Regions from separate parts of the Homo sapiens genome. Here region 1 is linked to region 2. The links are chromatin contacts, found by Hi-C or POLR2A ChIA-PET in ENCODE. All regions are on one chromosome and are shown on one strand. Each heading gives the region's core, a stretch centred on a gene start or an enhancer-like site at or near the end of the contact. The rest is flanking DNA. Distances are from core to core; before and after follow the strand shown.

Evidence for each region. Hi-C counts contacts between places; a loop is a spot of excess contacts on that map. ChIA-PET counts read pairs that join two places held with the same protein, here RNA polymerase II (POLR2A). Pooled maps may share reads with other maps.
Region 1: a pooled map shows a loop between it and region 2 (3-fold over the local background). The contact joins two enhancer-like sites. A Hi-C loop is called at or near these places in 2 of 50 pooled maps. POLR2A ChIA-PET finds 5 or more read pairs at or near these places in 2 of 52 experiments (OCI-LY7 and PC-9).

Annotation. Positions count from the first base shown.
Region 1 is chr17:2,809,183-2,815,987 of GRCh38, forward strand. All of the region lies in intron 2 of RAP1GAP2 (RAP1 GTPase activating protein 2), which reads left to right. Among named protein-coding and RNA genes, the nearest start is that of RAP1GAP2, 16 kb to the left of the region's middle. Within about 2 kb of position 5,554, at least 10 of the 41 ENCODE cell types and tissues checked have a DNase peak (open chromatin) inside an H3K27ac peak, as active enhancers do; they include OCI-LY7, where a contact is called at or near this core.
Region 2 is chr17:2,490,006-2,496,123 of GRCh38, forward strand. The region is part of intron 2 of METTL16 (methyltransferase 16, RNA N6-adenosine); the gene reads right to left. Among named protein-coding and RNA genes, the nearest start is that of METTL16, 19 kb to the right of the region's middle. RefSeq lists enhancers at 1,092-1,161, 5,419-5,919. Within about 2 kb of position 1,291, at least 9 of the 41 ENCODE cell types and tissues checked have a DNase peak (open chromatin) inside an H3K27ac peak, as active enhancers do; they include OCI-LY7, where a contact is called at or near this core.

The DNA.
Region 1 (6,805 bases), core at 4,304-6,803, 320 kb after region 2:
GACAAACAGCTCCCCGGACTTGGCCAGGTCTTGTGGGTATCTGCTGATGGGCAGGCAGGGAGCCGGCTGGCAGCCCTGGCCAGTAGGTACCAGGAATTGGGGCTCTTCTGAGATGAGTGTGGGACAGTGGGCAGGAGGGGCTTTGCCTATTCACGGAGCCCGTGAGGGTGTTTTCCATGTGGCTGGTGGAGTGGCATGGTCCTTGTGGGTCCCATGGACAGGGCTAACCGTGTGAGTGTGAGGGTATGGGCAAGGACGCCGGAGAGGAAAATGTGGACCGGGTGGCCTGTGGCCCGCCAGCCGAGACCCAACCATCCCCGGAGGCCCCCCTCACCCCTCTCAGCTCCCCGGGTCCTCATGAACCCCCAGGCCTCTGGCCATGCACTTGGGCTTCCTCGCTGGTCTCCCCAGGCCCAGAGGCCTGCTGGCCTGGCCTGGATGGGAAGACTCACGGTCCTGTGGAAGAGGCCAGAGGGCTCTGCCCGGCTCGCTGGGAGCTGGATTTGGCCAAGGCCGGGGAAGAATTGCTCCCACTTGGCTCTGGAGAAAGACTCGTGCCTCCCCAGATTGTGCACCCCCTGGTGCTTCTTGTCTACACACTGCAGACCCATGGGTGTGTCAGGACACCCCTCTCCAGCCACCGCGGGAGAGGCTCTTGATGGACAGGGGCCCAAGCAGCCCTCAGGGGCCGTACAGAGACGACGCTGGTGTCTGGGAGCGGGGTGGCACCTTCTATCCCCTTCCTCCCGCTGGCTCCTCTGGGGCAGCTAGCAGGGAGTTGGGGATGTGAGTGTCAATAGGGGCTGTCAGTGGCCCCTCTGGCTTGTGCTGGGACCCTCCCCTCCCCCCGCCCCACCCCAGGAGTTCCTTCCTCTGCCTCTGAGAAGGCTCTGGGTGAGGCTATGCTGGGACCGGGGGCTGTGTGTGGAGCAGGAGTTGCTAGGGCTGGACAGAGGGCTGAGGCCCTGGTGAAGGGCGAGGGGAGCAAATGTGGACCTTGCGAGCTTTGTCTGGACCACCCCGGCCTTCCCTCCCTGGGAGGCAGAGTCCAGAACCTAATCCCCGATGGCCTTCCCTGGGGGCGCTGGGAGAGGGAGAGGGGAACCTTCAGGAGAGACCCCCAGATCTCTAGAGTCTTTGAATCTTAGGGCTTGAGATTTAAAAAGTCAAATTAGTCGTTTTTTTTTTTTAATTATACTTTAAGTTCTAGGGTACATGTGCACAACATGCAGGTTTGTTACATATGTATACATGTGCCATGTTGGTGTGCTGCACCCATTAACTCGTCATTTAACATTAGGTATGTCTTTTAATGCTATCCCTCCCCTGTCCCCCCACCCTTTTTTTTTTTTTTTTTTTTTTTTTTGAGACGGAGTCTCGCTCTGTCACCCAGGCTAGAGTGCAATGGTACGATCTTGGCTCACTGCAACCTCTGCCTCCCAGGTTCAAGTGATTCTCCTGCCTTAGGCTCCTGAGTAGCTGGGATTACAGGCATGCGCCACCACACCCGGCTAATTTTTGTATTTTTAGTAGAGATGGGGTTTCACCACGTTGGTCAGGCTGGTCGCAAACTCCTGACCTCGTGATCCGCCCGCCTCAGCCTCCCAAAGTGCTGGGATTACAGGCGTGAGCCACCGCGCCTGGCCAACAAAAGTCAAATTAGTCTTTATGCAAATCTCCTGTGCCCCTAAAACTAGTCACCCAGGCTGAGCTTGGTTACCTGTGGGGACAGTGAGCTCATTACCTTGTATGGATGCCTATTTTATTGTAGTACAACTTTGCTCGAAGCTGACCGCTGTTTTCATCTGGAATCTCTGTAACTGCATTGCTCGGTCCAGTCTTGACCCTTGGCCCGCACGTCCCCACTTACCCCCATTCAACAAGGTTCACCCCTCTTTCCACTAAGAGCCCTGCAGACACTGGAAGGCTGCTTTTTCACCCTGAGTCTTCCCTTCCCTCCCCTTGGCTGGTCACCCCGGCCTCTGCAGCTATATTTGGGATTCCTCACCTGCCTGGGCTGATCTTTGTCGGAAGGGTTCAGGTTTTGCAGGCACCCTGCAGGAGCCCCATGGACACGAGGATGGACAGCTAGAGGCGATGGGCCTCACCCTCCTTATTTACAGATCAGTAAGCTGAGACCCTGAGCAGGGGTGCTGCTAACTTGCGATAGGACAACACAGAGGTGGTCAGGGCAGGGTCGGGACGTGAGGGGCTGCTCTTGTCGTCTGTGACGTGCTGGCCCCTGGTTCTTTTCCTGCTTCTCCATCAGCTCCATCCTTGCTGCTTTCTGACTTGGACCCTCAGCTCTTGGGCACTGCAAGAATGCTGGCCTGTCTTAGCGGATCTTCCATTTTATAACAGCAGCTGGAAATCCGTTTCTTTGTGTGTGTATTTTTTTGTTTTTTTGTTTTTTGAGACGGAGTCTCGCTCTGTCACCCAGGCTGGAGTGCAATGGCACGATCTTGGTGCATTGCAACCTCTGCCTCCCGGGTTCAAGTGATTCTCCTGCCTCAGTCTCCCGAGTAGCTGGGATTACAGGCATGCGCCACCATTTCTGGCTAATTTTTTGTATTTTTAGTAGAGACAGGGTTTCACCACGTTGAGCAGGCTGGTCCCGAACTCCTGACCTCAGGTGATCCGCCCACCTCTGCTTCCTAAAGTGCTGGGATTACAGGCGTGAGCCACTGCGCCTGGCCTGATTTTTGTATTTTTACTAGAGGCGAGGTTTCACCATGTTGGCCAGGCTGGTCTCGAACTCCCAACCTCAGGTGATCCCCCCAGCTCGGCCTCCCAAAGTGCTGGGATTACAGGCATGAGTCACTGCGCCTGGCCGGAAATCTGGAGTTTTAGACAAAATCTTGACAACTAACTGCAGACTTTAAAGAACAGAGCTGGCCGCAGCCTACCCTGCAGACCAGAGTCAGCCGGACCCTCTGCTCTGCTCACCTCCTTAGGCCTCAGCTCTTGTTTCTTTGTGGCTGACTCCCAAGTCCCTCTCCCCAGGTCATCCCCAAGAACAGTGCTCTTGCCCCGACCTCAGTGGCTGGCTGGTCATTTCGGCTCTGTTCCCAGACTGAACTGACTCTCAATTAACCTTTTCTCTCTTTCAGATCCAGTTCTTTTCTGTCACTGGGTTGAGAAGCCTCTGAGTCATGGGGGGGTGGTTCCTCCTGTCTCCCGGTTCAGGCCCATTATCTCCTGCCCAGTGACACAGGCTTTCTAATTAACCTCCTCCTCCGGTCTCTGCCAGCTGTGACTAACTCTTCATCCCTCAAGCTGGCTCCAGCTCTGCCTTCCCTATTACTAGACGCTGGCCCGAAGGCAGACCTTGATAGTGCTGACTCTGATGGGCTTCTCATGCCAGGATGCTGGTGTAGGGACCCCCAGCCCCCATCTGGTGGGGGGCTGTCTTTGGGTCACAGCAAATAGTTTGTTTGTTCCTTCCTTCCCTCCCCCAGGACGGTGGTTCTCAAACTTTTCTACAATTTGGTTTCACCTGGAGGTGCTTTTAAAAATTCTGATGCCGGCTGGGCGCAGTGGCTCACACCTGTAATCCCAGCATTTTGGGAGGCCGAGGTGGGTGGATCACCTGAGGTCAGAAGTTCGAGACCAGCCTGACCAATATAATGAAACCCTGTCTCTACTAAAAATACAAAAACTAGCCAGGCGTGGTGGTGGTTCCCTGTAATCCTAGCTACTCAGGAGGCTGAGGCAGGAGAATCGCTTGAACCCGGGAGATGGAAGTTGCAGTGAGCCGAGATCGCACCATTGCACTCTAGCCTGGGTAACAAGAGTGAAACTCCGTCTCAAAAAAAAAAAAAAATTCTGATGCCCAGGTTGTACCCAGTTCCAATTAAATCTGAATGTCGGAGGGTAGAACCCAGCATCAGTACTTTTTTTTTTTTTTGAGATGGAGTCTCGCCCTGTCGCCCAGGCTGGAGTGCAGTGGTGCAATCTTGGCTCACTGCAACCTCCGCCTCCCAGGTTCAAGCGATTTCTCCTGCCTCCGTCTCCTGAGTAGCTGGGATTACAGGTGCATGCCACCATGCCCAGATAATGTTTTGTATCTTTAGTAGAGATGGGGTTTAGTAGCCATGTTGGCCAGGCTGACCTCGAACTCCTGACCTCGTGATCTGCCTGCTTCAGCCTCCCAAAGTGCTGGGAATACAGGCGTGAGCTGCGGTGCCCAACTATACTTTTAAAAGATCCCCCGTTCATTCCAATAGGCAGCCAAACCTGGGAAGCACTTCCCCAAGGGATACACAAGTGTGGTGACCGTCAGTGGTTGGGCAATGACTCAGGTCAGGCTGGATGTTAAAATGGGCTCCTGGTGGGCGTGAGCCCTCTGGGCCAGGGCTTCTGGTAACATTTGAGGCTGGCTGACTCTTTGTTTTACGGTGCCATCCTGTGCGTTGTAGGGTGTTGCGCAGCCTCTCTAGCCTGTATCCACAAGATGCCCACAACCCACCCCTCACTGTGATAATGAAAATGTCTCCAGGCCAGGCATGGTGGCTCACAAATCCCAGCACTTTGGGAGGCCCAGGCAGGTGGATCACCTGAGGTCAGGAGTTCGTCGAGACCAGCCGGGCCAACATGGTGAAACCCTGTCTCTACTAAAAAAGTACAAAAAATTAGCCGGGCATGGTGGCACGTGCCTGTAATCGTAGCTACTCGGGAGGCTGAGGCAGGAGAATCACTTAAACCCGGGAGGCGGAGGTTGCAGTGAGCCGAGATCGCACCATTGCACTCTAGCCTGGGCAACAGAGTGAGACTCCATCTCAAAAAAAAGAAAAAAGAAAAGAAAAAAAGAAAATGTCTCCAGACGTTGCTCTATTTCTGGGGCAGTGGTATAAAATCTCCCCGACTCCGTTGAAAACTACTGTTCTAGGCCTAGTAGGTTCACCTTGACAGCATTCTCAAATATTCACAGAAGAAAAGGGGCAAAGGACACCAAGTGGGGACCCCAGCTTACTGATTGATTTGTGGGCTTGGCAGTCAGGCAGCCTCTGTTTAAATCCTGACTCTACCAGCTGGGTGACCTTGGACAAGTTACTTAACCTCTCTGTGCCTCTGTCAGTTCTGGTTTTGTTTTCTCACAATCGTGCCTCCTCTTGATCTTCAGCTGCAGCCCGAGGGTGGAACTTGCTGTGTGTGGCTGGGCACTTTCGCCTGTGGCTGTGCTGCTCTGCCCACAGGGAACATGCCTTTGCTGCCCCTTCCCTGTCAGCATCAGGGTCACAACCTGCCCGTCCTTCCAGGGCCAGCTTCCATGCAGCTTCCTCCACGCACAGCCCCTTCCCCATCGGCATGGAAGGCTCTCTTCCTTGTGCCCCTGGGGCAGCCGGAACCTCAGGTCACATGCAGCTCCTCCCGCGCCGTGGGGATCTGGTGGTTTCTGTCTGAGTTCCTCCCCACTTGGGGTCTGAGACCGTGGGAGCCTCTAGCGTGCCCAGCTCGGGCTGTCTCACTGTTTGTTACCCAGGTGAGGTGGCTGTCCCCTCCCTACCTTGGGTTGAGCTGTGAACCAGTAGGTTACCGCAGTGTGGTACCACCCCCCCCAACCCCAACACCCAGCTCATTCTGAGAGGGTGGAGTGGGCGGAAATCCGTGCCTGGCAGACCACAAAGCCACATAACTGACTTTTGTAGCCCTGCCCTGGGGTGTTGGGGGGGAGGGTTGACGGCAGCCATTGCCCCTTTCTTCGGTGCTTTGCCACCAGCAGACGCCCCGTGGAATTGAGGAGCTTTGTTCTACGAGCTCGGGAACGGGACTTGGGAGGGACAGCCCCTGTCCCACCCTGCCATGCCCTGTTCAACCCTGTCAGGCAGCTGAACGTAGGCTGGACCCATGGCTGCCCACCCTGGCTGCAGTACAGAATCACCTAGGGGACCTCGTTAAAATGCAGCTTCCGGACCCCACCCTGGGGCTTGGGGATTCTGCCTCATCAGCCTGGGTGGGGCCCAGGAAACCTGTGTGTTACCAGCGCTGAGGTGCTGCTGATGAGGCAGCTGGCTTCACAGCTGCACGGGAACCAGTGCCGTTTAAAGCACTTTCCCCCACAGTGCGGCTCCAGCAGTCAGGTTCACGTACTCTGGGTGACCTGGGGCAGGCTGCGCAACCTCTCTGTGCCCCAGTTTCTTTGTCTGAGGATAATAACAGTACCTGCACGTGGGTGCGCTTGTTGTGAGGCTTAAATGAGATTATCCAGGTGAAATGGGAACAGAGTGCCTGGTACCTAGTGCTCAACACATGTAACCTGCCTTAACATCTCTGATATTATTATTATTATTATTATTATTATTATTATTATTATTATTGAGACAGAGTCTCGCTTTGTCACCCAGGCTGGATTGCAGTGGCATAATCTCAGCTCACTGCAACCTCCACCTCCCCGGTTCAAGCGATTCTCCTGTCTCAGCCTCTTGAGTAGCTGGGATTACAGGCGCGCACCACCACGCCCAGCTAATTTTTGTATTTTTAGTAGAGATGGGGTTTCACCACGTTGACCAGGCTGGTCTTGAACTCCTGACCTCAGGTGATCCGCCCACCTTGGCCTCCCAAAGTGCTGGGATTACAGGCGCGAGCCACCGCACCCGGCCCCATTTCCGATATTAACAACAGTCCTGGGCTGTGCGGTCACACACGTGTAACTGTGCGATGTGCCCTCGTGCCTGCAGGCGTACCTACGCAGGCACACTGAGCATTGTGTACCGGGACCCAGGCCTCCCTGCTGAGGACAGAGCATCCCTGTGGTACATGCGTGGACGCAGTCACTGGCTGGACGTGGTCAGAAGGGCAGACGTGT
Region 2 (6,118 bases), core at 41-2,540:
CGTTCCTCAATATATTACGTTTGAAAAAGAAGTTGAGTAGAAGTATATATGTACATTCTGATTGCATTCTTGTAAAAACAAAACAAAAAGACCCTGTATAAACAGATGCAGAGGAAAAGTCTGGAAGGTAAGTAGGGACTCGATATGCACGCAGGTGGGTAGATGCGTCGGGTGGAGACTTCCTTCACCTCACATTTCTGTATTATCTAAACACATTTAATTACATAATTCCACTTTTTTTTTAACTAAATATGTAAACTCTCTTCATACAAGTGTATGTGGATCAGCCCAGTCTTATTCTTTTTAATGACTGCACTGTACTCGCTTGGGGGGATGTATTACAGCTTTTGTAACTTTATGCAAAATGCTTACAGTATAATGTCAAATGGGGGAGAAGACGACGAATGATTGTATGTAACTACAACTACAACCACAAAAATTCCTACGTATGAATAAAGACAAGGGCTTAGAAAGATGAGATTACGGACTAATTTCATCTTTTAGGGTGAAAGAACTGACTTTTTGTATGTATGTGACATTACCATTATAAATGTAGTTAGGAAAAATATATTTCTCTAATTTTCCCATTAAGGGGTCTATAATGTCTGTATAGTAAAAAATAATTCCTTTTTTGAAAACCAGAAAACAGGTCCTTGGTTCTAGAATATCTGCTCTCTGTAACACAGTGACAGCAATCACCAAAAGATAGTGCTGCAGCTGTAGGGCTCATCATAAAGCTTCAAGAGACATTTTGGGCAAGAGAACAATGTAATTAATGTTTTCCAAGGGCCTTCAAAGAAAGTTGTTGCTTACATAAACAATTCTTGTTATTCAAATATATATATATATTCAACTTACAAAATGATGAACTAGAGCACACAATTTATTCACAAGGAACTATATCCTAAAAAAGTACAAGACATTAAGCTGAGGCTAGTTTCATGGAAGGAAATAAAGTGAACACCAATGAAGAGCTGATTGTTAGACTTTGTTGTTTATTTTCTTTTCTGAAAAGATCCAGACACTAGTCTGAGTGTCAAAAATACTTTTGTTGGGCAAAGTCAAGTCACTCGACTTCACTAGTTAAGAATCTAGGTCACGTTAGCACTCTGGGACATTCAAAAAACCTGAACACAGACAGGCAAGATCTTTTCTCATTCTCATTTCAGAGATCACAGGGAGGCCCAGGAACTAAAATTAGCTCTCACGTGAAAATCAGCAGTTTATTCATTTTCAGTCTTTGTTGTTTGTTTAACACATTCAGCTTCCCAAAATAGCCTATTGTCAACAGGCTCATGGCCGATTTCCCCAGAATGACTCCTGCTCTACCACTGATGAATACAGTATTACCATTACAGATGGATTTTGAACAGACACATTTCTGTAATCCATTGTTAAAATAACAATCATTCTAATCCTGTAGAAGCTGAACCTGATGCAACAAAAACAAAAGCCAAAAGCCTCCCAGTGTTACTCCAAGGTTGGTTTCTAGTCTTTAGATGGTCACTGAGGTGCTAAAAATGGTACAGTCTACCCAGCATGATAAAGCCCTTCCATGCTAGGTCTTTGGTTTAAAAACAAATCAGTTGGCCGGGCACGGTGGCTCACACCTGTAATGTCAGCACGTTGGGAGGCCAAGGCGGGTGAATCACGAGGTCAGGAGATGGAGACCATCCTGGCTAACACGGTGAAACCCCGTCTCTATTAAAAATACAAAAAATTAGCCAGGCGTGGTGGTGGGAGCCTGTAGTTCCAGCTACTCCGGAGGCTGAGGCAGGAGAATGGCATGAACCTGGGAGGCAGAGCTTGCAGTGAGCCGAGATCGCGCCACTGCACTCCAGCCTGGGCGACAGAGCGAGACACCGTCTCACAAAAAAAAAAAAAAAAAAAATCAGTTAAAATAAATAAAAATAAAAACAAATAGGGCTGGGCGCGGTGGCTCACGCCTGTAACCCCAGCACTTTAGGAGGCCAAGGCTGACGGATCACGAGGTCAGGAGATCGAGACCATCCTGGCTAACACGGTGAAACCCTGTCTCTACTAAAAATACAAAAAATTAGCCGGGCGTGGTGGCGGGTGCCTGTAGTCCCAGCTACTCGGGAGGCTGAGGTAGGAGAATGGCGTGAACCTGGGAGGCGGAGCTTGCAGTGAGCCGAGATTGCGCCACTGCACTCCAGCCTGGGCGACAGAGCAAGACTCCGTCTCAAAAATAAACAAATAAATAAATAAAAACAAATCGGTTAAGTGTCACATTCTATTCAAGCTGAACTGACAGTGCTGAACTAAATTGTAGGCTGTCCCTATGGAACTGATTATTGTGAAAAAACACAAACTAAAATCTAATTGCAATGGTCAGATATGATTATAACAAAGCAGTGACATGCAGGGGAGAAAAATAAGATATCAGAGTAGCAATCCTTGCCACCTTACTTATACCAGGCTTAACAACAATATGAGCACCTACCATGAACTCAGTGTCCATAGAATGCTAGTCATTCTACACAACTGCTAACCTTCATGAGGATGTCCTCTCATCCCTCCTTTTCAGGTGAGAAGATTCAGTCTCAGTAAAGCTAAGAAAATTACATAAAATCTCACAGCTAAGGCCGGCCACAGTGGCTCACACCTGTAATCCCAGCACTTTGGGAGGCTGAGGCAGGTGGATCAAGAGGTCAGGAGTTTGAGACCAGCCTGGCCAACATGGTGAAACCCCGTCTCTACTAAAAATAAAAAATAAAAAAATTAGCCAGGTGTGGTGGTTGGCACCTATAATCCCAGCAACTCAGGACGCTGAGGCAGGAGAATTGCTTGAACCCCAGGAGGCAGAGGTTGCAGTGAGCCAAGAACACGCCACTGCACTCCAGCCTGGGCAACAGAGCAAGACTCCGTCTCAAAAAAAAAAAAAAAAAAACAACAAAAAAAACACAGCTGGAACTGGCACCCTCAAGACTGATACTTAACAAGACTAACTTAGAAATGTCCCCTTTCCAAAACACCCCTGATTCCCTTAAGAGACCACTTAGGAGTTAAGCAAATAAGTGACACTCTGACCCACTGAAGGTCTAATGTTTTGTGTGACATTTCTTTTCCATCATTAGTTGAGTTTATATTTTGGTGATTCTTCTTTTTTTTTTTTTTTTTGAGACAATTTCAGCTCACTGCAAGCTCCGCCTCCCGGGTTCATGCCATTCTCCTGCCTCAGCCTCCTGAGTAGCTGGGATTAGAGGTGCGTGCCACCACGCCCGGCTAATTTTTTTGTATTTTTAGTAGAGATGGGGTTTCACTGTGTTAGCCAGGATAGTCTTGATCTCCTGACCTCATGATCCGCCCGCCTTGGCCTCCCAAAGTGCTGGAATTACAGGCAGCCACCACACCCAGCCCAGTAATTCTTCTTTAATACAACTGACAGAATTAAATACAAAGCCATTGTAGGCTGGGCGCTGTGGCTCACACCTGTAATCCCAGCACTTTGGGAGGCCAAAGCGGGCGGATCACTTGACGTCAGGAGTTCGAGACCAGCCTAACCAACATGGTAAAACCCCATCTCTACTAAAAATACAAAAATTAGCCAGCTGTAGTGGCACATGCCTATAATTCCAGCTACTCAGGAGACTGAGGCACATGAATTGCTTGAGCTCAGGTGGTGGAGGTTGCAGTGAGCCGAGATTGGGCCACTGCACTCCAGTCTGGGTGACGCTGTGAGACTCTGTCTCAAAAAAAAAAAAAAAACCATTGTAAAAATGAAGAACATTCTACCAGTGCAGACAATCATCAACAACTCCTACCTAAGCAGGAAGGGGGAAGATTTCTGGGAGCTGCCAGGTCATTTACACCAAGGTAGACTCTCCTATGTCTACCACAGGTTCCTGCGAACCATGCGAGGTTGCAACTATAAATAGGCTCACATTGCTCTCATCTCTAAAAGAAAAACAAGGAAGTTCTCCTCAAGACTGCCGTATCCTCTTCCCATCGCCTCACAGACACATTTCTTCTTCCCTGTAACAAGTCTTTTTAAAAAACTTTTTAAAGATTACTTTTAATTTCTTTTCTTTTTGTTTTTGACAGAGTCTCGCTCTGTTGCCCTGGCTGGAGTGCAGTGGTGCAATCTTGGCTCACCGTAACCTCTATCTCCTGGGTTCAAGTGATCCTCATGCCTCAGCCTCCCGAGTCGCTGGGAGGTTAATTTTTGTATTTTTAGTAGAGATGGGGTTTCTCCATGTTGGCCAGGCTGGTCTCAAACTCCTGGCCTCAAGTGATCCACCCACCTTGGCCTCCCAAAGTGCTGGGATTACAGGCGTGAGCCACTGTGCCCAGTCAAGATTTACTAATTTTTGTGGGTACATGGTAGGTATATATATTTAGGGGGTATATGGGATATACATTGTATTTTTAGCAAATCAAATGTTTGTGGCAATCTTACATCTAGCAAGTGTATTGGTGCCATTTTTCTAATAGCACGTGCCCACTTTATGTCTCTATGCCACATGTCAGTAACTCTCACAATATTTCAAACTTTGTTGTGGTGATTTATGATCAGTGGTCTTTGTTTTTTGTTTTTTTGTGTGTGTATGTTTGTTTTTGTTTTAGTGACTCAGGAGACTGAGGTAGGAGGATTGCTTGAGCCCAGGAATTTGAGGCTACAATGAGCTATAATCCTACCACTGCACTCCAGCCTGGGCAACAGGAACCCTCTCTCTAAAAAAGAAAAACAAGGCCGGGCGTGGTTGCTCACGCCTGTAATCCTAGCACTTTGGGAGGCTGAGGCAGGCGAATCATGAGGTCAGGAGATCGAGACCATCCTGGCCAACATGGTGAAACCCCATCTCTACTAAAATACAAAAAAACAGCCAGGCATGGTGGCGTGCACCTGTAGTCCCAGATACTCGAGAGGCTGAGGCAGAGGAATCGTTTGAACCCGGGAGCCGGAGGTTGCACATCTTATTATTTAAGAAACATTTTAAGGCCATAGATAGTGATTCCTCAGACAGATCTAGGCAAAGTAAATTGAAAACCTTCTGGAAAAGATTCAGCATTCTAGATGCCATTAAAAACATTCAGGATTGGCCAGGCATGGTGGCTCATGCCTGTAATCCCAATACTTTCAGAGGTCGAGAGAGGCAAATCACTTGAGCCCAGGAGTTCAAGACCAGATGGGGTGAAACAACAACGACAAAAAATTAGCTGGGTGTGGCAGCACACACCCAGTCCCAGCTACTTGGGAGGCTGAGGTAAGAGGATCACCTGAGCCCGGGGAGGTTGAGGCTACTGTGAGCCACAATTATACCACTGCACTCTAGCCTGGGCAACAGAGTGAGACCCTGTCTCAAAAACACAAAAAATAAAAGAACATTTGGGATTGATGAGAGGAGGTCATTATCAACATTAATCGAATATGAAAAAGATGATTTCGGCTGGGTGCGGTGGCTCACGCCTGTAATCCCAGCACTTTGAGAGGCCAAGGTGGGCGGATCACGAGGTCAGGAGTTCGAGACCAGCCTGGCTAACATGGTGAAACACTGTCTCTACTAAAAATACAAAAATTAGCCAGGTGTGGTTGTGCGCACCTGTAATCCCAGCTAGCCAGGAGGCTGAGGCAGAAGAATCCCTTGAACCCAGGAGGTGGAGGCTGCAGTGAGCTGAGATCCGGCCACTGCACCCCAGCCTGGGTGACAGAGAAAGACTCTGTCTCAAAAAAAAAAAAAAAAAGAAAAAGATTATTTCAACCCTCATAGGTGAGTCTGACGGGCTCAAGACTTCAGCATGGGAAGTAACTGCAGATGTGCTGAAAATAGCAAGAGAACTAGAATTAAAAGTGAAGACCGGCCGGGCGCGGTGGCTCACGCCTGTAATCCCAGCACTTTGGGAGGCCGAGGCAGGCGGGTCACTTGAGGTCAGCAGTTTGAGATCAGCCTGGCCAACATGGCAAAACCTTGTCTCTACTAAAAAATACAAAAATTATTTGGGCGTGGCAGTGCACACCTGTAATCCCAGCTACTCAGGAGGCTGAGGCAGGAGAATTGCTTGTACCTGGGAGCTGGAGGTTGCAGTGACCTGAGACCACACCACTGCACTCCAGCAGCCAGGGTGACAGAGCGACTCTGTCTCAAAACACACATGC